Regions from separate parts of the Mus musculus genome. Here all the other regions are linked to region 1. The links are chromatin loops, found by intact Hi-C in ENCODE. Cell type or tissue: gastrocnemius. All regions are shown on one strand.

Region 1 (8,000 bases):
GGCTTTAATCTTGTCAAATCGTGACTGTGGTCCTTAAGAACCCACCCAAGGCGACTTTTCAGTGACTGGCCCCCGTGAGGGTCTGCGTAGAGACACTATTGGAGCTACCCGTGCACGTCATGCCCACTTTAGAGACTTCTGTTCCTTCGAGTGACCTACCGTTTTAGTCCAATTCTATGGTAGCCTCACCCCCTAACCCCAATCCAATTCAACTCAATTACAATGCCGCCTGCCTCCCCTCGCCCCCACCAAGTCATTAACAGTGAAGCAGAACTGGGCAATAATCGGATGAGACCAACCTTGAATGATTTTCTCCTTATTAAGTCTTGTTTCACCACTGAAATAAAAAAGAAAAGAAAAAAAAGTTACCAAATTATTTTTGAAAAGAGAAAAGAAAAAAAAAATCGAAGAGCAATGAGATTCATGACAAATCTTAACCTTGCAAATCTAATTATTTCCTTTCCAATTTTCCACCCCAACTCTTGAATTCCAAATCAAGCCACCCCTAGAGCAAATGTAAATGGGTCAGGAAATCAATGTTAAATGAACTGCTGGAGGAAAAAGCTATTAAAAATGCAGCTTTATTTATGATGAGGCAGCCTTGGTACGGTAATCGTGCTGACCGAGCAGGATCACTTCAGGGCAGCAGGCCCGGAACCAGGGTGGCCATCTGTGAGCTGCTGCCCTGAAGAAGCACGTGACAGGTGTGAACATGGAAAGAGACCCTTAGCACCCAGAACTGACCCTGGTCCTGGAATGGAGGTAGTCATACTGTGCGGTAGCTATGGCCACCTTGCAGACCAACTGTGTGCCGAACTCAGTGCGGTTACCCTTTGAGGAATTAAAAAAATCAAAGCAATCCCAATCCTAAAGCTAGCAGAAGACCAACAGGACTGACTGGAAAGATTTCCAGGAAATAAATGGGTAAACTGAGGCTGGAGGACAGCGGTGAGAGGGAGCCACATGGGCAAGCCTAGATGGCAGGTTAGATCTAGGATAAAAGTCACCAAGCAGGGCTAGGAGGGTGGTCAGTTGGTAAAGTGATCACCACACAGGGCGAGCTGCGATCTCAGCACTGTGGAGGAAGCTGGGCATGGCGACAAGTGCCTGCCTGTAATCGCGGCACTGCCCATCTCTGGCCTCCACACGCAGCGACTCTTAATAAAGTTCATTCCCTAAAAACAAACACAGATCTGGCTAAGAGACACCAAGAAGGGCTGGAGAGATGGCTAGTGAGTAAAGGAACTGTTGCTCTCCGGGAGGACCAGGGATCCATTCTTAGCACCCTCATGGTGGCTCTCAACTCAGTCCCAGAGGATCTAATACCCTCTCTTCTGACCTCGACAGACATCAGGCACACATGTGACACATACATACATACACATACACACACACACACACACACACACACACACACACACTCAAGTGTATCAGGCAAAACATTCATATACATTTAAAAACAAACAAACCACAAAGCTTGTGTGGTAAGAGAACAACCTCCACAATAAAGGACTGGAAGGCAAGGTGTGAAATAAGATTCAAGTGCTAACTCCTTAGAAAGGAGGGGTATAAAAAACATCCGGACCCGTACACAGAAACACTGGAAGAATTATATTAATAGGTCCAGGCAAGGTGACACATGCCTTTTCCGGCATGGCCTAGGGAGGGACAGAATGACATGGTTCCTGCCCCTGGGACAGGGCCAGCAGGCATGGCTGCTTTGGGCAAGGCTTGCTTGTATAATAATGTACAAATTTTCATGTTCCTCCTTCGAAGAACGTCCTTCCTGTTAATGTTAAGGACCCCAGTCCAGAAGGCAAAGGTGTGGCTAATAGTGGTAAACCCTAAGGCTGTAGGAAAGAACTCTAAAAACATGGGTTCGAAAATAGGTAATTTCTCAAAAAGGAAGGATGTAACATGAATTAAATGAGGGGCTTCACGAAACTAAAGGAACTAAAGCAGTTGTGCTGTGAGCCAACTTGTCAGAAAGGTACTTTTCTGTTTATGCTTACAAAGGCAGGCAGATAGCTAAATTCAGGGTTGGCCTAAGACAGAGCAAGGTTAGGCCAAGGTGTGGTAAAAATGCTAATTCCAGGACAGGGTCCCACCTAGCTAGTTAATGCTCTGGGCTTATCAGAAGCAGGCAGACCTCTGCATTCCTTTGCCAAGTTAAAAAGAAAATGTGTGCTCCTTGCCTCCAAAAGAATCAGGGGGCAGGGATCTCTGGATGCTGATTCACAGGATAATCAAAAAGGAACCTAGAATAAATGACGGGATTGATATGTAAAGTTAAACACTGGGCTTGTGATCCGCAAGAGATGAGCTATCCAGAATCTTTTTTAGAATAGCAAGAGAACTGCTGGGAGAGCTGTCTCTAGCAGAAAATAGAGAGCTGCCTGGAGAAAGCAGAACAGAGAGAAAGCCTGCTGGAAAGTTCTGCCGTGACGGGCCACCAGCTTGGACCCAGGACTTCGAGTCATTTGTTTTCACCACTCCCAGACACCCCTTCTCTCAGAACCCCCCTCTCTCTCCAAGGCCAGGCTGGTTCTTGTCATTCAAGGGGCAGTTCCAGCCAAGTGGAACTTTGTGAGTTCAAGGCCAGCCTGAACTACAAAGTGAGTTCCAGCCAAAGCTACACAGGGAGTATCTGTCTCAAAAACAAAATAAAGTTGTTTTCTTGTTTAAGCGAGAAAAGTATAGTGGTAGAACACTTGCTAACCATGCAAGGCCTCAGGCTCAATACTGAACATGGCAAAATAAACTAAGCAACTAAAATACAAAGAAGTAAATAAATATGGTCTCATATGGGGAGAGGAATAGGAACAAGGAGAATTGTTTTGGTTCCTAAACATACAGATATTTTTTTAAAATGTATGATTACATAAATGAAATTACTGTGTTTGGAACCGTTTAGGCCTTGGCAAAGGCAAGACGACTGATGGCCCACTATTAAAAGAGTTCCTATATATAGTACAGCAGCATCTTAAGAAACAGGCACCAAAAAAAAAAGCATTAACCTCTGACATACAGAAAGGTCTGCTGGCAGAAGGCTGGGCTGCGCAAGCTGGTGTTCCTAATCTAGGGAGAGAAATTGTGCCCTGGGCTCACTTCCTATCTCAGCTTTAAAACCTTCCTGATACCAATAAAAACTGCCTCCTGCCGGCTCATGGCTCAGCACTTGGGAGGGGGAGAAAGAAAAACTGTGTGAGTTCAAGGCCAGCCTAGGCTACAAATCAAGTTCCAGGCTACCTCAGGCCACTCAGCAAGACCTGCTCCAACGACCAAATGCTGCTGTTTGGTAACACAGCCTGTAAGTCTAGCAACTGGGAGATGGAGGCAGGAGGATCAGAGGCTGGAGGATCCAGAGTTCAAGGTCATCCAAGTGGCACAGTACCTCTGAGATCAGCCTGGCCTACAGAAGACCTGTCTCCAAAATCTAAAGAAATAAAACGGAATCGCTTTAAGTAGAAGTAATATCCTCCCAATTAACTCCCAGCAAGAGGCAAAGCAGCACCCTCACTGGGCACATTTAACATCAGGGATGGGGCAGGGGGCAAGGGAGATGGCTCAGTTGGGAGGTAAATTGCTCCCCATACAAGCACGAGTACCTGGGTTTTATACCTGAAGTAAAAACGTGTGGGGAGCTCGAGCCAGTCAGCCTAACACAATCAGAAACCTCCAGAACCAGTGAAAGACCCGGGCTCAAAAAATTAGGTGGAGGGGCTAGAGGCTGGTGACTCACAACCATCAGTAACTCCATTTCTGGGGAATCTGCTGCCCTCTTCTGGCCTCTTGGGGGACTGCATGCACATGACACACAGACATTCCTTCATGCAAAACAGCGATGCACATAAAATATAAGTAAATCTTTATCATTTTATAAAAAAAAAAAAGGTGGAGAGTGATCACTCACACACACACACACACACACACACACGAGAAAATTACTAATTTTGTCACTCCAACATTTTGCAGATAGCACTGAGAGTGAAATCTCTCCATAATATGGGCAGTGGCCTTTCTTTTGAACACACACTGAAAAGAATCCAAGTGACAGGATAGTTTTGCAAAGGCACTGCCCCACATCTAGTGATTCTGTTCATTAAGAGGTAAAAACAAAAGTGGATGCGATATAGTGAACAATTTCCTTCAGCTGTAGGTTGATCCCTGCTGGGGCTGGAGACAGATGTTCAGTGGGGAAGAGTGCTTGCTCTGTAAGAACTGAGCTGAGATCCAGGTGTTACATAAATGGCAAGGTATATGTCTGAACCTGGGTGCTGGTGGCTGGGGAGAGAGGCAGGAGGGTCATTGGGACATGCTGGCTGCCAAATTAGCTTCAGGCTCAGTGAATTACTGAAGTCTCCCCACCTACATATATGCTTAATACACTCCTAACATACACACACACACACACACACACACACACACACACACACATACACACACCCCTGCTACCTTTTAGCATCTAGCAGGCAGTTTTGAACTCAAGCCACGTTATAAATATTCAAAGATTACATAACCCAAAATAGAACTGTTTCCCCAAAACCTGTGTAAATATTTAGTATTGCAGCTTTTAGCAGCTTTAAAGGGTATCCATAAATCCTTGAGGCAGGTGTTTAAAGCTAGTTTAGGGGATGGGCAAGGCTAAACAAGCCCTTGGCTAGGGAACCAGAGAAGGAGGCGGCTGTGGAAAGGTCAGAGCGATGTATTTGGAGTGGAGGATGCATCGCTCATTTTCAAATTCTGCAGGGTGATCCATTTCCAAAACAGAACACCAGGCTCCACAGAAGTCTAGACACTTATGCCAAGAGCTGAAGTCTCATGACCTGCCATTTATAGGCCCTGTGTGGGGGGGAGGTGTGAGCATGGGACACCATGGGGGACACACAAGACACAAGCAGGCCTCGCTCAGGCTGTAGGTTACCCTTTGCTGTTACTTAAAAGCAAGTCCCTTGGCTCAAGTTTACATACTTAATCCCTTGTTAGATCCTTATAAAGATTCCGACTCAATAATTGACAGCTTCAAGCTATCCACAGCCGAGAAGCCGACCTTTGTGGGAAATTAGCACATTTCTGGGGTTTTCAGCACATTTATTCCAGTGTGTAAATTACCGCCTCACCTGATACCACCTGACCTTTTACCAACCATTTCAATTGCAAATACAGATTCAAAGGCTAGTCCCAGAGGAAAAAATAATAATAATAAAAAAATGGAAGTAAAATGGTGTTGCAAGTGACTAACTATAAACCCAAAAGCTCAAGAGAATCCAGGCCTCTGTGGCTGTCAGGTACGAACACTCACCCAGCCTCCCTGGGTTGGGTTACAATGCTGCAACTTTCATGAGAAATTACAGTTCAATACAAACAAGAGACAAGAGGCTTGGAATCCAGCCGGGCAGTGGTGGCGCATGCCTTTAATCCCAGCGGGAGGCAGAGGCCAGCATGGTCTACAGAGTGAGTTCCAGGACAGCCAGGGCTACACAGAGAAACCCCGTCTCAAACAAACAAACAAACAAACAAACAAGCAAACAAACAAACAAACAAAAACTTGGAATCCAGGTGTTCTGGTCCAAAAATGACCACCTCCATTTCAAAATAAGACAAACAAAAACAATGGAGAGATGACTCAGCAACTTGAGCACTGACTGCTCTTCCATAGGACCCAGGTTCAATTCCCAGCACCCACGTGGCAGGCTAACAAATGTCCAGAGCTCCAATTCTAGGAGATCTGACCCCCTCTTCTTGCCTCTGTGGGCACCAGGAACACACATGCTACACAGACATACATGCAAACACCTATACTCATAAAATTAATTGATTACTAGAATATTTAAAACATGACAAATTAGGATACACATAAAATTCCATGAAGGATTTGGTTAGACACAAAAAAAAAAATTGCTTTAAATTTGTCTTGCATTATAGTACAGCCCAATGTAATTAGCCAACTTTCCCATGAGTTGTTAGATTTACCTATGGTGACTACCAGTCAAATGTGAAAGCATGTTTGTTCTTGAACCAACCAGGCTTCTATCTGTCACAAGTCCAACAGAAAGAGGAAACCTGGGATGACCATGCCAGGACAGCAGCTAGCCACAGCCCTGTCTATTTCAACATACTAGTCTTCCTGTGTCTAAAAGAGAATAAAACTTTGAGACAGGATTCCACTATGTTCCTCTGGCTGCTAATGTAGACCAGGCTGGCCTTCAACTCTTCTACCTACTGACTGCTGGGGTTTTAAGTATGCTGCCACAACTGTTGAAGAAACCTATTCTTACTACCCACTAAAATTAGACCAGGTGATATTTCCAAGTGACCTTCGAACACTAGGCTTTAAGATAACCAAGAAGCAGAGAATAGTGGGTTAATTTGCTCTGGTTCAAATACTTGCCCCACAACTTTAAGTTCCCTGGAGTCTGACTCCCCTTACTCTCCAGTGAATCACAGATACTCCATATTCACACAGATATTGCCCGTTAAGAATCTAAGTAGGGGGCGGGCGGTGGTGGCGCACGCCTTTAATCCTAGCACTTGGGAGGCAGAGACAGGCGGATTTCTGAGTTCAAGGCCAGCCTGGACTATAAAGTGAGTTCCAGGACAGCCAAGACTACAGAGAAACCCTGTCTCGAAAAACCAAAAAAAAAAAAAAAAAAAAAATCTAAGTAGGGATCGTTTCCCAGCAGGGTCTACATTGAAAAGAGGACAAGGGGGTTCATGTTCCTTTAGTGCTCCCAATAAAGCGGTATCATCTCCCGGAACATTCTAGAAAGCACAGGGACACAGAAAGACACAGGGAACCAGAGTTCTAATTTAGCCACTAAAATCCCTGAATCCTAAAGGTCCACTTCACATGATGCTGGAGACCATCTTCCTATAAAGAGGAAGCTGGACAGAAAAAGCATGCGTTGAAGAAGGTCGCCACAAGGTTCAAACGCTGTCAGCGTTCCTGTGAGCCCTATGAAGCCGGAAACGGTAATCAGTCCCGCTCCGAGAAGCTGTTCTGATAAGCCCTGACTACACAGGTGAGACTCAGCTGCTTTTTATCTGAGCTTTGCTTACAGAAGAACACGTTATTTAATTCTCGGGCATATTTCTTCCTCTCTGCTCCATGTGCTCCATCCTCTCCATTTGGTTAGATCCAGAGAGATTAGAAAGACTGCTGCCACCAATCTGCTTATCGGAACGCAGGTCAGAAAGATTAAGTCTGTCCTACGAGGCAGCTACTGAATCCCAACGAGGAGCCTGAATCCCAACCAAGCAACGCCTTGAAACTTCCCTCCTCTTACCCACCCTGAATCTGCCTACCATCATCACCAGGCAAACATGTACTGGGAAGGAAAACGATAGGTGACCTAAAGCCAGATTCTGCTCCATGAAATCTGTCATGATAAAAATGTTTGTTCAGGGTGATGCAGTCGACTGAGACGGAGATCTCGAACTCTCTAATTTTTTCCCTCAGAACTGTAGCCTCTGAAGGGAGGTAAATTGCAAAAGTACCCCCGATGCAAGGAGAAAGGGGGAGGGGAGGGTGAGAAAATAAGGCAACCAGCATAGGATAGATGAGGTGTGGCTCAGCAATTCTAAAAACTCTGGAATTTACTAGGGGGCAGAAAAGGTCACACTGAAAAGTCGAGAGGCCGGGTCATGTCTTCTCGCAATGGCTGGGAACCGTGATCGTGTGCTTCTCCACACTTCTTTCCTCGTGGAAAACGCAAGGCTCTTGACATTTAAGACCCGGCTTCCTCACGCAGGGTGTCGCGGATAAAAGATTGGACACGAGAGGATGCAAAGAAAAAGCACATGGAAAGCCCACCCTCCCCGGATTGGAGCACGTAGGGACCAGAAGAGACCCAGGCCAGGAAGCTCCCGGCAACTGCGATACTCACTGGCGGATAACGGTCAAGGCGAAGCGCGGCATTTTGGCACAAGACGCGTGAGCCACGACCCGGCTCTGCAGCAGCACCTCGCTGCGCCTGACTCTGGGACCACTTTGCCTGCAC
Region 2 (8,000 bases), 150 kb before region 1:
GCACCTCTGTAGACAAGAAACGAGCTGGTAACATCTTCCCATGGCAGTTTTCTTACCTCTTCTCTGCATGTGATGGTCTTTCATTTGCTTCACCATTTTCCCAATTGTCCGTCTTCTAGGGACAGCCCATGTCCTTTACTTCCCAGCCAGAATTTTGAGAACAGTGGAGTTCAGGGGTCCAAGCACACCGTGCATTGGGCTTTCTGTGCAGGAGTGCATGCACTGACCCAAGTGTAGAGCATACACTGTGAGTTGTAGGCAATGGCATTCAAAGCCATGGATTTAAGGAAGCTAAAATGTTCTTGCTATAGAACCTTGCTAAGTTGTGCTTTCTGGCTCAGTGTGTAGGCCACTGTATAAATTCTGGCCTCTAGCTGCCGCTTCTTAAACCGTTATGCCCTCGGGAAAACTTGTACTATTATTATCTTTAGTAGATATTTCCTCAAGCAGCAGAAATTCTGTTTTTGACTCCTGGACAACCAAGCTTATTGAGATAAATAATATGAAGTAAAGTCCACCTGTTAGAGGGACCAATATCAGCTCAGGACCCTGAAGACCAAGTTCTCAGCATATAGATGTATTTGCCCCAGAGGGACAGGGGGCAGGGAATAAGAGACAACAGCAGGAGATAGAGGGTGAGGGAGAAGGGGAAGGGAATGAGGGAGGGAAGAAAGAGTATTTGTCCCAAAGAGACAAAGGGCTGCCTCTGGAAAGAGAGGAGACACATGTGGCCCATAGGAAAACAGAGATTTATAAAGGTACAATGGGAAGCCTGCTAGGATGAGGTGTAGGATTTTGATTGGGCATGTTAATTGAGCTAAATGGGGGGATTTTGATAGCTGGACCTTGATATTCAGCCTCAGGAGGAAGAAGTGGCCAAGTACGGGAATGACCCTGGGGACTGGCTTTGGGAATATTTTCTAATGGCTTTTAGCCAAGCAGAAGGAATGGAGGAGACGGGCAAGGCCTGCCAGAGCTATGTTTGCCATGCTCAGACTGGCTAGAGTCCCTTCAGTCCCACCTTTCTCTTTTATGCTTGGGTCATTGGGTGCTGGGTAAGTGGGTGTTTCCTGATGACATTGGGGCATCATTGGTAGGGGACCCTGGTTGAGTTTCTTCACCTGTCCTAATGGAGCACAGATTAAGGAAAACGTGCTCTTCTTGTAGCATGCTGTCTGCTCTCGGCATCCCGTCAGCCTCCTGGAGTGGTAGCTCCGCTGCAGCCTTGACCAGTGCTCCCTGCTCTGTGCTCCATCCTGACGGGTGTGACTGGGACTTCCCATTCCCTGTTCACTGTCTGGGTCCCTGATGGCTAAGGTGTGGGACAGTGTCTCTCCTTGTGTTTTCTTCTCACCAATCTGTGAGAGCTCTGCCTGTGTGCTTACACCGTCTGGATGTGTGTCTGTCCTCAGATGTTGCCTGTGTGCTTACACTGTCTGGGTGTGTTTGTCCTCAGAGGTTTTGTCCATCCTTGCTCCTGCTCTGCAGCTTGCTTTTTTATTGTTTCACTTTTACCTTTTAAAAGCAGACATCTGTTGATGCAGACTGGCCTGGCTTAGCTAGCAGTGACCTTCCTTCCTGTGCCTTCTTGGTGCTGGGATCCTGGGTGTGTGCTACCATAGCCAGCCCTTCCCCCTCCTGCTTTCTACTGTAGGTATTGGATTAAGAGATTTCAGCAGGGAGTGGCAGCCCATGTCTCTAATCCCAGCACTTGAGCAGTGACGGATTCATCTCTGAGTTTGAGGCCAGCCTGGTTTATATATCGAGGCACTACAAAGTAAGACCTTGTCAAAAGAGGAATATATTTAGCCAGAGAGCAATTATGTGCAGAAGTTAATGGGCCATCGCTATTTAGAAGATTCACATTTTGTCAGCAGGGCAGCAGATCTGTTATCTATACAGTCAGTGCCCAAACGGCTCCATTTTGTATAGTAGCTGGATGCTGCTCTGGGCTGGAACTCGGGTTTGCGAGTTTTTCTCTGCACGCAGCCCCATCCTCAGCATCCAGCGGTCTTTGCACACCCGTGCCGTGGAGTGAGAGCTCTCTGTGCAGCTGTCCTCGCACAGCAATGGCGTCTTGTTTTCTGTCATTTGCTGTGGGTCAAGCCATCTACTGTTTAGCTACACCACAGCCCTGGTCTACCTGTGTCCAGGTCGGTTGCCTGTCAGTCCAGCTCCAGTCTGGAGCAAGCCTTGTGTCTGGCTCGGATGTCAGTCATTCGAGAGGCATCTCTCATCTCCCGTCCCGTGTTTCCTTGGACACAGTTTGTGGAGACTGATGAGAGAGTTCAGGTGCAGGAGTCTGTGGCTCCGACCTGGGCTAAAGTGACTTCTACCCTGCACATGACCTTTTAGAACTCTGGTGAGATTTTTGGCTGATTTCTGTTGACATCCTTGTATGACAACACCCTTTGAAAAGTGTGCACCGATGAAAGCAGGCTGTCCTCATGCCCCTGCCCACCTTTGGGACCATCCACTTTCCGTCATTGCCTAGTGCCATGGGTTTGAATTGAGCAGTTATGTGGTCATAGCTTCTCTAGGATAACTTTACCCCAGAGCAAAGAAAACTGTCTAGTGAGAAGAGAATGCATCCAGACAGGGAAGTGTCAAAGGAACCTTTCGGTTCTTGATTTATCTGGCCTTTTAATTAAAAGCACTTAAAACTGTCTTGTAAATTACTGTTATTATAATGGTCATCATCATTATCATTATAATCGTGTGTGTGTTTGTGTATATGTGTGTGTGTGTGAATATGTGTATATGTGTGTGGGTGTGTGTGTGTATGAGTGAGCAGTGGGAAAATTAGAGGACACTTGCAGAAGTTTTTTTCCTCCCGCAATCCGTCCTAGCATCAAACTTAATGCTCTGCCAGCCTTGTGAAGCAAGGGCTTTTACCTGCTGAGCCATCACAGCAGCCCAAGGTTTTAATTTTTAATCTTCATTGCTGTCACCTCATCTATTTTATAATTTTGTTTAGAATTTGCCCTGTCTTGAGAATTCTTATGTATGTCTGATATGGCTTTTAATGATATTACATATTAGTTCCTCAGCTAATCCCTGAATCATTTTTAAACCACTAGGAAATACTAAGTGGAGATGTGTTAGTTGATATTGTAATGACTGAAGAGAATCATCCGCATTGCTTGCTCTGAGGAGGAAGTAGAGGACGTGTGGGGCTTTCGGGAGCCGCTGCTGCTGTGCTCTTGCTTGTCACCGTGGATTAACATGACTTTAGGGAGAAATTAAGCTCTGTGTCAGCTGTTCAGTTCTCTCGTTTCGTGGCGAGCTTACTGTTCTCTGACAGAACTTGTGGTGACTGTGCAATGGGTATAACCGTAATTGTATTAATTTCAGTGAAGAGATTAAAGTGCAGCCGAGTCAGTTCAGAGAGTCTGCGGACGCTGCTGGGAGGATCTACGAGGAACAGAGGAAGCTGGAGGAGAGCTTCACCATTCACCTGGGTATGGGAGCTCCCTCAGCAGCACAAGGAGCCTCGGGCGGACGTCCTGCAGTGAGCAGGACCTGCCCTCTGTATCTGGCCCCAACTCACCACCCGCTCCACAAAGGCTAGAGTTTATGTTCTAGCTAACATATTTGCAGATCAATTATAATGGCTATTAACATGGGCGACGGGAGAGCCACTTTTAGTTATTATTTGGGACATGGATCTACCCACAGTCTTGTCACAGACGTTTGCATCCACTATAGGATTTCTGTAGCTGTCTCGGTGTCTCTCTGTGCTGTCCACCCCTAGGAGCCCAGTTGAAGACCATGCACAACCTGCGGCTGCTGAGGGCAGACATGCTGGACTTCTGTAAGCATAAGAGAACTCACGGGAGCGGCGTGAAGCTCCACCGTCTGCAGACAGCACTGTCCCTCTACTCCACGTCTCTCTGTGGCCTGGTTTTGCTAGTAGATAATCGAATTAATTCATATAGCGGCATCAAAAGAGGTGAGTAGGTACCATGCAGATCTATCTCACCACATTTCTCTCAGTAATTCCATTTTTGTAGAGGAGTCTCACACTGTAGCCCATCCTGATCTTGAACTCAAAGCAGTCCTCCTGCCTCTGCTTTCTAAGTGGTGGAGTAACAGACAAGTAAAAATAATAATCTAACTATAAGTACATTTTTTATTTTAGAACAGGGCCTGCTGAGTGATCTTACCCAGTGTCCCCCATGCCGTCCAAGTCAAACAAAACCAGCACTTCTTATTGTTTACAGACACTGGGGATAGATTATAACCATAGTGTGTGTTATTTAAAGATGACTTGGAGGTGTATTAGAATGTACTTCTGAGAGTGGAGTGTTGGGAGAAATTGTTGTACCCACACATTCAAATGTGCGGTTATTACAAACAACAAGAAATCATATTTACAAACTTCATCTCCCCCTTAGATCTCATTTTCTATAAGTAAATGATAAATTTTTGATGGTTTACACTTAGAATGATGCTTTGGATCCCTTAGATTTTGCCACAGTTTGCCAAGAATGTACGGACTTCCACTTCCCACGGATTGAGGAACAACTGGAAGTTGTCCAGCAGGTGGCGCTGTACGCGAGAACCCAACGCAAGAGCAAGTGCAAAGAGGCCCGCGGTCAGTGATGCAGCATCCTTAAAGCCCCTAGACACCAACCACTAAAGCACGCAGAGTTCATAGCAGCGGGGCTTACAAAAAACCCAAAATTTAATATCTTCAGAAGCTAGGGGTTTTCCCCCAAATTTTCTCTTTCTTTCTTTCCCTTTCCTTTCTTTCTCTCTTTCTTTCTTCCTTTTTTTTCTCAGTTGATTTTTCTTTCAAGATCTTTAGTAAAAACCATGATAAAATTTCATTGCCATACTTAAGTAAGAGCTTTCGAAAAGTTTGCTTTCGAACCACACTGTCTCTAATGGCTAGACCATGTCTATAAAGGGCATTAAAGTCACAGTTAAAATGGAACAAACCCGAGGTTTTCCGTGTTCATATTTTTGTCTGGTGCTAGGGATTGACTGCAGCCCCTTCTCATGCCACGCATGTGCTGGTCCACGGCGTGCACCCCAGCCCTGAGCCATCTCTGGCTTTGTGACTTTAGGGCTGTTTTAGTTGTTCTAGAGAGAGAGAGACAGAGAGAGAGAGAGAGGGAGAGAGAGAGAGAGAGAGACTGTTGTGGTTAAAAGACTCTTTTTCCCTGTATTTATCTACAATACAACGTCCTTTCAAATTACTTAGAATTTTGTTGGAAATTTTTCAAACGTACTGAAGTATACTTTATAATTACTTCTACTTCATCTACCCTGCCCTAACTTCTGAAATTCTAGAACCTTCCAAAAGAGTGCCACCAATTGGGAAGCTAGCATTTAAATCATGAGCCAATGAAGGATGCTATGTCTTCAAATCATAGCCACACTAATCACCCCAAACTAAGCAAAGTGTCTGTCGCCCGAGAGGCTGCTCCTTGGCTCCCTGTGGTGAGAGCATCAGGGCTGTGCCTTGATAAGGGTCACGTATGTAGTGGGTCATAGCCATATTTTTATGCATCAGCTCTCTGAAACTTATTCAGCCTGTAGAACAAACTTCATATCCCTTGACCAATATCTCTGTGTTTTCCCCTTCCTCATCCCATGTTAGCTGTTACTTTGTTCTGTTAGTTCAACGGTTCCAGACTGTCCTCAGTAAGTCTTCCTTCTGGATGGTGCTCCAGGAGCACCAGGAGATGCTGCAGTCCACGGGCAGTACTGAACTTGCATCCATCCTAGTCTTTATTACATGTACATAACTTGTCAGTTTTCACCTTTCACTTAACGGGCTTCTCTTTGTCACATCTGAATCGTCAGCATCGCTGGTCTCAAGCTGTGAAACCCAGCAGGTAGCAATGCACACTGTGAATCCACTGGTCAGAGGGATGAGTTATGTCCTGAATGGAACAGAATAGGGTGGTGTGACACTTCGTCTTGTTGCTTGGATTGGCATGCAATTGAAGACTTGTGAGCTGTTATCTTTGGAGTTGTTTGATGTTTCTGAACCACAGCTGATGGTGGATAACTGAGACCACAGAAGGGAAAACTGAGATGGAAGGGGGCTGCTGCCCCTCCTTCCTATCCTGCCTGCCTGTGCCTTCCAGATATGTTTGTATGTACAGAAGCATGTGTGTCTAGTTGTCCTTCTTACACAGTGACACTTTGTATACATGTGGCTCCGTAGGCATTGCACTGAGGGCCTGCCCTGGAGGCCAGGCCCTCAGTCCAGAAGCCCCTTCGTGCCCTTTGCTGTTGTGTAGTAGTGCATTGCAGGTACCTGGGGCGGGTCAGTCCCCCGTGAGTAGGTATTTATTCTTCAATATTTAATTGTAAGCAGTAGTACATAAATAACAATAAATAATTGTGGCTCTGCTGGAGCACCATTACATTTCAGGACCAGGACACCAGTATAGAGGTGATCCCAACAGAGGACTGTGTAGAGTAGTTCACGGTGTCTTCTTATGCTGTTATCCTCTTCCTCCACCTCCCAAGCAAGTGATGATGTGGTCAGAAATATGTTCCCATATATGTTTTAAAATGTTTAATGCATTTTAGTTAGATAATTTTCTCACTTTTCCCTTCTCTTTGCTCCCTCAGCTCCGTCCAAGGATTTTTAATCTCAGTCGTAGTGACAGAGTGTGTGAAGGTGGAGGTCATGGGTGTGGGCAAGGGAGGAGGATTTTACGTCTGTGAGCTATAGCGTGCAGTACACGACAGGGAGTTTGAAAACCACCTACATTTAAGGTGGCACGTATGTGGCTTGGGATTTTGTTCTTGTGAAAGCAACTGTGTTGTGATTTGAATGAGGCAGTAGAGTAAGGCACTTTGTAAAAGACCAACTTTCTTTTTTTGTTTGTTTGGTTGTTTTAAGATGGGGTCTCAGTATGTACCCAGCCTTCCCAGAACTCACTGTGTAGCCTAGGCTAGCCTTGAACTTGTGATCCTCCTCCTTCAGCCTCTTAAAGGCACTTGTATGTTATAGAAAGTCTTGGGAAAAAACTTCTGAGTCTTCTTCATCTGCACACGACTACATTTTTTGTTCATCACGCTTGCATCCTGATATACAAGTACCTGTTTATTCTAAGGTCTCTCATTCATTTTTTACTGTGGTTGTTATGTTCATTGTATTTTCATAGTTTATGATAAAACATATGAATATCATATTTTCCATCAAAATCACCTCCTTTTACTGCTAAGGAACATGTGACTCGTAAAAACCTGGGCAGAAGAGTGGGCTGTGAGCTCCTCTCTTGTTTCTTTTTCTCTTTTCTGTTTATTTTGAGATTGTATTTTAATTACGTTTCTTCCTTCTCTTTCCTCCCTCCACACCTTCCCATCTACCCTGCCCTCTATCCTTAAAATGTGTGCTCTCTTTTCTTCATGAGTTGTTACTGCATGTAGATATTGTATTTGTATGTATATATTTATTCCCAAATGGAACCTGCTGAGTCCATGCAACACTATTGTGTGCCTGTTTGGGGAGCTGACTGTTTGCCACTCTACAGCCATTTGCTGTGCTCTCCCCTGGGTCTGCTTCTGATAGGGAGTTTGTCCATTCCCTGTGTAATTAGAATTGGAGAGTTCGCTCCTTGAAGTCTGTGCTATAACCCACTGCTTACTTGCAGTCAGTTGCCAGGCTCTGCTCTGCTGCATGAAATACGCATACAAACCACTCCGAGCTTTCTGTCCACCCATCGTGCTCATAAACTGTGTGTTTAGAAGACATACTGGTGTAAGTCACTAGGCAGCGTTACACAGCTAGTGTGTTCAGACAGGGAGTGTTACACAGCTAGTGTGTTCAGACAGGGAGCGTTACACAGCTAGTGTGTTCAGACAGGGAGCCTTACACAGCTAGTGTGTTCAGACAGGGAGCGTTACACAGCTAGTGTGTTCAGACAGGCAGCCTTACACAGCTAGTGTGTTCAGACAGGCAGCGTTACACAGCTAGTGTGTTCAGACAGGGAGCGTTACACAGCTAGTGTGTTCAGACAGGCAGCGTTACA
Region 3 (8,000 bases), 1.3 Mb after region 1:
ACTGCCAAAAGCATAGCTGCGGGGGTGAAGAGCGCACGCCTAGGTTACCTCACAGCCCTCCATCTGCTCTGGACTGAAAGGCTTCCTGTTTGTTTCCTGGAATGTACCTCCCCATCTCGAGACCTGGTTCAAATACTTCCCGTCGGGCAAACGTTTCCCTAGCCTTTTCATTACACATTTAGGTGGTCCTTCAGCACTCACTACTTCTGGCCCCTAACCCTTAACTATACACTGTTGAGACGAACTCAAAGAGACAATGAAGCAAGAACCAGGGGGAAGCCCTAGAGACTTCGGCTTGCGTGGCACACAGGAGGTGTCTCAACAAATGTTTACGACTGAATAAATTAATGGCACATGAAAATCGTGATGTTGGCGGGTAAGGGATCTGAATAAGGCGTGAATGCAAGGAAATGGACAACTGCGGGCCACCCTTCAGATCCAATCAAGAGCTCAAGATGCTCTCAGCATCCTTAGGGCAGTGCAGGGGCGTGGCTCGCCGTTCACTTTCAGCTGTGCCTGTGTCTCACCTAGGTTTGAGGTACACGATGGAATGCTCTCCTTTCTCCATGCGCTGAATGGCCTCCTCCAGCCCACAGGGCAGATCTAGACTTTCCCCTTCCCCGACTTCAAAGCAGAGCTCCCGCTGGTCAAAGAGGCGGTCCTTGTGGTAGCCTTCCAGGGCCACTGATATGAAAGAGAAGGATTGCCGGGCCGGCGTGAGAGGGCAGAGCACCGAGGAAGCTGCCACAGCTCCTCACATCTCCACCCCATGGCTTAGACCCAAGATAACCACTGTGGCTCAGACTAAGGATGCTAAGGCTGTGTGGTCTAACTCCTCATTTTCAGGATGGGACAAAAGGCTTATAGAAAGGAAGTGACTTGGTCCACACTACCCAAGGCCGTTAAAAGTCTCTGAGCCAGGAATCAAAGGCAACTCTAGATTTTTCTTCCCACACCAGACTATACTTTCTCACCTTCCACCATAGCACCATCATTGGGCCTGGCATAGCCTTCACCCCGAGTCCGTATTCTGCGGATGATCCCGCCATCTTCTTCTTCTGTAAGATCTTCTCCTTTGAACTCAAACAGCTCCACCTGCGCGATGAGACATAAGGTAACCAACTCCCTTCTGCATCAACTTTTTTTGTTTGTTTGTTTTGAGACAGGGTTTCTCTGTGTAGCCCTGGCTGTCCTGGAACTCACACTGTAGACCAGGCTGGCCTCGAACTCAGAAATCTGCCTGCCTCTGCCTCCCGAGTGCTGGGAGTAAAGGCGTGCGCCACCACCGCCCGCTATACCAACTTAACAGTTGAAACTGCCTCTTTTCCACTCAGAAAAGTCACCAGTAAAGGCCAGACCTTATCTAGCAAGAAGGATACATAGATTTTACTTGGCTTCAGAAAGACGAGCTTCCTATCATCCTGTTCCATTTAACAAGGACACAAGATTGTTTCATTAGGCAGGCATCAGAAGTGACCTACCATCTCAATGGCCTTGTGAATAGTCTCCCTATGCCCACTGATTGGCTTTCTGCTTTCAGACGCAACAGCCTTAGTTCTTTCCCTCAGTGGGTTCTGCCTCAACCACTGACATATAGGAAGGTATCTCTCCCTCCTGAGCTCCAGGATGCCAATATGTTACATTGCACCTTACAACCCAGACGATTCCTGACCCCAGACCCCCTTCAGCGGATAAAGTACTAGTCACCCCTATTTGAGAGGGGCAGCTGGAATCCCTCTTCTAACCCGAAGCCTCTATTCCTGGTCACTCTGGTGGCAGCAGAGCCAGTTAACCTTTCCACCTTACCTCCTACTAAAGCTAGGCCCTCAGGCTTGGCTACATTGTCTTCAAGAGACAGGAAGGGCTGGAGGGCAGCCAAGCGCTGGGGTGAGATAAGGACTGGCTCTCTGCCCAGAGATCTGTGGCCAGCACTCACCTCAAATACAAGTGTGGCGTTGGGGGGGATCTTCGGAGGGCTGCCTGCTGCGCCATAGGCATATTCTGGCTTGCAGGTGATGTGGCACACTTCCCCCACTTTCATGGTTGCCACAGCAATATCCCAAGCCTTGATGACCTCCCCTGTAGATAGAGGAAAAGAAGACCCACTTAGCAGGGGCGTCACTCTAGGCTCAGTGTCCCCAAAGATAGACACTGCACTACACCCAAGCAGAATCTGAACACCTCTAGAAAGAGGACCAGGGGACAAGCAGGGCGGTGTTGTTCTTAGGACATTAAAAGATCTCTCAACCCTGCAACACAGTTCAAGAAGCAAGGGAAGCGCTGGATCGATGAGGCGGTTAAGGAGGAACTGGTCTGTCCCACAAGAGGAGAAGGAAACACAGGATGGGTAACATATGGGTTCTTGGCCATTCCTTCTTGTTTTGTTTTGTTTTTTGTTTTTTTTTTTTTCGAGGAAGGGTTTCTCTCTATAGCCCTGGCTGTCCTGGAACTCACTCTGTAGACCAGGCTGACCTCGGAACTCAGAAATCCGCCTGCCTCTGCCTCCCGAGTGCTGGGATTAAAGGCGTGCGCCACCACGCCCGGCTGTGGCCATTCCTTCTTAAGCTTCCTTCTGGTGGCCTTTTCTTTTGTGAGGGCTAGTTTGTGCTTTTTTGCCAAGGCTGGCTTGAACTACTACTGGCTCAAGGCTTGCCTCAATCTCTGGTCGCTGGAAACATAGGTAAGCAGTGCTGAGCCCAGCTCCAGCTTGGCTGGGAACGTCACTTTTTCTTGTGACAGCTGCTATCAACTTCGGAGCCTATCTATCCTGCCAACCCACTAACCAAGCCTACCTTTTCCCAGGTCAAAGGAGAATTTGTCCTTGCGGTCCAGACTGGAGTCAAACTTTGTGCCATCTAGCAGCCAGCCAGTGTAGTGGACAAAGACTCGGTCCCCGATCATGGGTGTCTCTGTGCCTGTACCCTCTCTCTTGATGACCTGGGGGGGAGGGGAAGAGAAGGTGAGTACCTAAGGATGTGGGCAGAAGGGCCCCAACTGCCCATAAGCCCCCCAAAGACACATACTGGATGGACTCGGCTGCACCCACTGCCCCCTGCTTCTTTTCAGCAGGTCCGAGAGCTTAGTCTTCAAATGATGGATACCAGTGATTAGCTTAGATTCAACTAACCTCCCTAGCCATCTCCCTCCAGGTCTTGCTTTAGAGAACTGCATATAATTTGGGTTCAAGTTTTGTCTATGGTTTTGGACAAGTTGCTAAACTATCCAGAACTTATCGGTCAGGCATTGAGGACAACCCCTATCCTCCAGAGGTGTTTGGGGGAAAACAAAAATAAAAACAAAAACCTGATAGAAAGTAGTGGATCACCAGATCAGGGTCTGGTTTGAATAGAAAGGAACAGGAGTAATGAAAAGAAAAAGATCCCCTCAAAACTGGGAAAAAGGAAGGACCAGATTACAGCCGAGCACAAAGGCTCTGTATCAGGCGCTGGAAACTACATGTGGGAAGGGAAACTACCTGTCTGGCAAGCCAAGGAGTCCTTTATCTCTCCTGCGTGTATAGGCAGGCGTCTATTTCTGCTTAACATTCTTATATATGGTGACCCCATAGGAGAGCCAATAGGTAGATATGGAACCCATCCTCTAAGGCTTCCTTGATAAGAATGTACAGGGCCCCGCGAAGGAATGGAGGATAAAAGAGGAACAGACCCCGTCTGGGAATCAGAACCTAGCGCAAAGGAGAAAGGGCCACATGTTCACGGGGAGCAGCAAGAGTTGAGGTAAAAAGCCAGGAGCATTTCTGGACCAACGAGGCTCCCTAAGGTCTCTGGTTTGCACAAGCCACACACACTAGAAACTGAGCAATGGGACTCACGGAGGAGAAACAATGGATGCAGGGAGACATGCAATGCAGGTTAGGATTTCACCGTCCTGGACTGCTGGCAGAACCTGCTCTGAAACGGCGTCCATTGTCCCGACCCGGGTCAGGGCGCCCTCCCCCTCGCTCCTCGGGCTATTTGCAGTCAGGCGATTAGTGAGCCGCTGGCTCTAAGGCAATGCACCTCCCCCCATGGCCAGCACCCAGTACCCCCCAACTCAGAAAGACTCAGGAGGGGCAGGCGAGGAACTACAGGTCCCGGCATGCATCGCTCTCGCTCTCCCCGGGCCGAGAAAGGGGGCACAGCATGGCCGAGCCCGTGACCTCGCTGGATCTCGGCGATTGCAAAAGGGGCGCAGAAAGGCACAAAGGGCTTTGGGCCAGGAACCTGCTCCCGGGAGCCGTTTCAGGTCCTAGCTAATGTTTAACTTTCAAGTGGGCGAGCCCTGGCGCACCTTCGTCCAGGTGGACGGCGCACGCTGCGGCCGAGGGGTTCCCGGGAGGCGAGGCCTGAGTCCCTCGGCGCGCCCGAGCCTCGTGCACCCCGCCCGGGCCCCCTGGCAGCGGCTCTCGCGCTCCGCTCCGCCCCTCTCAGCCGCACAGTGCAGCCGGATCGAGTTGGCGTTGCAGTGGGGGCTTCTTCCCGGACCCGGGCCGCACCCTCCGGAGCGTGCAGCCGCCGTGCCGTTTTCAGGGCTGCAGCCTGCGCAGGGAAGACGAATCCCCCCCATCCTCCGGCCGCGGTACCCCCAAGGCCCATGAGCCTGCAGCCGAGGACTCCGCGGCCCCTCACCTTGAGCACGCCCTCGTCCTGTTTGGGGCTGATGTCCACTCCTTCGAGAGGCAGGGGCGCCGACTGCGCCCCGTTCTCCGCCGCCTTCATCTCCTCGGCGGTCATGGCCGCTGGGCGCACCGTTGGCTGCGAGAGTGTGGCAAGCGCGAGCACGGCACTCTGGCCGCCGACCGGAGTGAGCGACGGGGCGGCGTGCGGCGGAAGGCGGCGCTGCCCACCTCGAACCGCGCTCCAGGCTCGCGCACCCGGCTATCCGCGCGCTCGCCGGCGGCGGCCGAGTGGGGTGACGCCGAGGGGCGGGCCTGGCGCGGCCCGGCCTGCAATTGGTCCCCTCCGCCTCGGGGGCGGGGCAGGGAGGAGCGGCACGAGCGGGCTGCAAAGGGGCGGGAGCGGAGAACTTTCTAGAGAAGCGGTTAAACGGGTTGAGGCTCTTGGACTGAGGGTACTGGAGTGGTTTGGTTTTTTTGTTTGTTTGTGTCGTTTTTGTTAAGATTTGCTTTTCTGGTTGATGGCCCCTAGGAGTGCCCTCCTCCTACACCAGGACCTCTGGGATCACAATCTTCCCTATGTCGTTCCGCCCCACCCCCACCCTTACCCCACCCCTCTGCCCGCGTCTAAGCGATTTTTCCAGATCCTTCTCTATCCTCAGGACTCCAAGTGGCGAGCCTCCCAAGTCCGGGCCTGCCTCGTGGCCGGCCCTGCTCACCCAGGCCCACAGCGGAATAGCTGGAGACAGGCAGTCAGATGTGAAGTGGCAAAGATCGGCCTCCCGTGATTGTGCCACAGATGCCCATGGTTCCAGGCGTGGGCACCTGAGCAGTGTGGGAAAGAGAGGTCGAGGGATTGAAAGTGTGGGCCCCGTAGGGACAGTTTCAGCCCAGGTGCACAGATCGGACACAACTTTGCCCTCCCTGCAGCCTGGCAGGCCCACCGCAAAAATGCCATGAGCAGATTTATAAGAGCCATAGACTTGTAAGTGGAGGTACGTGTGTTAAAATTCCTTTTCTCCCACCATACTAATCAGCCTTTTTTGGTTAGTACTGGCACACAAAATGGTTTCAGCTCACGCGAAAAAAAAATTTTTTCCCCCTTCCCCCTCTTTACTAAAGGTGAATAGGAAGGAAGGTTTTCTCAACCTGCTCGCTGCTCCTATGAGATGCCTGTGGAGTTCTGAGTCTGTGTGGCTAAAACCATGAAGTTCTGATTACCGGAACAGTGCTGGCTTGATGGAAGATCTGTCTGGAGAGGTCCTGACTCTGCCCAGCAGTTTAGTACCCAGTTATACAGCCTGGTGAGTGCTATCAGACCTGCCTATTGTATTATTGGCTTTGCGAGTTTTCATTCCAGTGTAATGAACTTTTTGTCTCTGTGTGCCCAGCATGGTGCTGTTCGTGGTCCAACGCAAGTGATGGCGTTTAAGTAGGCAATAAGCTAGTTATTATATGGTGCCTGCGAGATGGCTCAGTGGATGTTGGTGCTTTTGAAAGTCTTTAGACCTGGGTTTTATCCCTAACACCCACAGTATTGAGAAAACCCCTTCAAAGTTGTCTTTTGACATCCACACTTGTGCCCTATTATCCCTCCCAAAGAAGTGAAATAATAATAACCCTTATTATGATGGTTTAAGTATATTAGGTATTTTATTGTAGTCCCTTCTGATGGAACCAAACAAATGGGTTGTAGAAGTAAGCTACTCTTTCCAGCAATTTATAGTCTCATGAGTTTAACCATGGTCTGATTTGTTAGGTGGCTAGAGACACTGCCAGAGAATATGTGGGGTGTGTGTGTGGCTACTCTGGTAGTGAAGGCTCTTGGTAGTGAATGGAGCCTTTGTATACCACTGCCTTGCACATGGTACTTATCTTTCTGGTGCTCACATAGGTACCTGCTGATTATGGTCTTTGGGTGTTATCTGGCACAGCAAGTTGTGATGGAGAAAGTATTAGCAGTGAGTTTGTGTCTCTTCCCTGAGAACAGCATTGTTGGAGGCCTAACTCCTTTGATCTCATGAGCACCTCCCAGTGGAGCACTCAGCACCAGCACTCAGTGCCTGCAGACTGCGGGCACAAAGTTACCTAAGGTTATGATAGACAGCTCTTATTGGTTAGCAATAAGCAAAGGGTTGGCTCACCTTGCAGTATAGCTGTCAAAACTGGGGCAGGTTTTGTCTGTGAGTCCTGTCAATAGGGTGACCCAGTGGTTACAAAGGAGGGAATGTTCCGGTGTGTCTAGTGCAGCACTTGGCTTCCAGTGGTAAGTGGATAGGTGATGGCCACTGCTATAATGTGATGTGTGTGGGGATGGCGGTGAGCATGAAACACTGCAGTAAGGGCATGGAGCACTGTAGTAAGGGCATGGAGCACTGCAGTAGGAGCATGGAGCACTACAGTAGGAACATGGAGCACTGCAGTAAGGGCATGGAGCACTGCAGAAGGAGCATGGAGCACTGCAGTAGGAGCATGGAGCACTGTAGTAAGGGCATGGAGCACTGCAGTAGGAACATGGAGCACTGCAGTAAGGGCATGGAGCACTGCAGTAAGGGCATGGAGCACTGCAGTAGGAGCATGGAGTACTGCAGAAGGAACATGGAGCACTGCAGTAAGGGCATGGAGCACTACAGTAGGAACATGGAGCACTGCAGTAAGGGCATGGAGTACTGCAGAAGGAACATGGAGCACTGCAGTAAGGGCATGGAGCACTGCAGTAAGGGCATGGAGCACTGCAGTAGGAGCATGGAGTACTGCAGAAGGAACATGGAGCACTGCAGTAAGGGCATGGAGCACTGTAGTAAGGGCATGGAGCACTGCAGTAGGAACATGGAGCACTGCAGTAAGGGCATGGAGCACTGCAGTAGGAGCATGGAGTACTGCAGAAGGAACATGGAGCACTGCAGTAAGGGCATGGAGCACTGTAGTAAGGGCATGGAGCACTGCAGTAGGAACATGGAGCACTGCAGTAAGGGCATGGAGCACTGCAGTAAGGGCATGGAGCACTGCAGTAGGAGCATGGAGTACTGCAGTAGGAACATGGAGCACTGCAGTAAGGGCATGGAGCACTGCAGTAAGGGCATGGAGCACTGCAGTAGGAGCATGGAGCACTACAGTAGGAACATGGAGCACTGCAGTAAGGGCATGGAGCACTACAGTAGGAACATGGAGCACTGCAGTAAGGGCATGGAGCACTGCAGAAGGAGCATGGAGCAATGCACTAAGAGGGAAGGTATCCTGCAAGGACATGAGGACAGGTCTCCAGTGAGAGGGCTTTCCCTCAGCGATGCAGCTGTGGATGGAGGCCAACAGACAGGGACTGAGGTCTGGAACCTCAGGGCAGGGCTATGTGCATCTGGAATTTTTCCTGGTCGTGTATGTCCCT

The links. Peaks named below come from ENCODE experiments on the same cell type or tissue, not always from the same donor. Only the 100,000 strongest peaks of a DNase experiment are listed, where the experiment ranks them.
Region 2: a loop joins it to region 1, with 4 times the contacts of the local background. A loop is called at or near these places in 12 of 42 quality-filtered maps.
Region 3: it touches region 1 in a loop (4-fold over the local background); 2 of 42 quality-filtered maps call a loop at or near these places.

The regions. Positions count from the first base shown.
Region 1 is chr6:127,101,550-127,109,549 of GRCm38, forward strand. Tigar (Trp53 induced glycolysis regulatory phosphatase) reads right to left here. Exons shown (of 6, transcript NM_177003.5): 1 at 7,887-8,000; 2 at 300-337. The coding sequence starts at 7,918. Among named protein-coding and RNA genes, the nearest start is that of Tigar, 4.0 kb to the right of the region's middle. In gastrocnemius, a CTCF peak has its summit at 3,785 (motif pointing left); a DNase peak (open chromatin) is centred at 3,778; H3K4me3 peaks cover 6,446 bases; H3K27ac peaks cover 8,000 bases.
Region 2 is chr6:126,951,381-126,959,380 of GRCm38, forward strand. D6Wsu163e (DNA segment, Chr 6, Wayne State University 163, expressed) reads left to right here. Exons shown (of 14, transcript NM_138594.3): 7 at 3,355-3,461; 8 at 3,755-3,952; 9 at 4,469-4,597. Among named protein-coding and RNA genes, the nearest start is that of D6Wsu163e, 15 kb to the left of the region's middle. In gastrocnemius, a CTCF peak has its summit at 4,540 (motif pointing right); DNase peaks (open chromatin) are centred at 4,555 and 5,839.
Region 3 is chr6:128,433,778-128,441,777 of GRCm38, forward strand. Fkbp4 (FK506 binding protein 4) reads right to left here and starts at 4,879. Exons shown (of 10, transcript NM_010219.4): 1 at 4,629-4,879; 2 at 2,793-2,937; 3 at 1,937-2,079; 4 at 975-1,095; 5 at 528-684; 6 at 1-16. The coding sequence starts at 4,733. Gm10069 (predicted gene 10069) reads left to right here and starts at 4,980. Exons shown (of 5, transcript NR_028593.1): 1 at 4,980-5,610; 2 at 5,738-5,919. In gastrocnemius, a CTCF peak has its summit at 4,828; DNase peaks (open chromatin) are centred at 1,899, 2,882, 4,119, 4,377 and 2 more places; H3K4me3 peaks cover 2,523 bases; H3K27ac peaks cover 2,903 bases.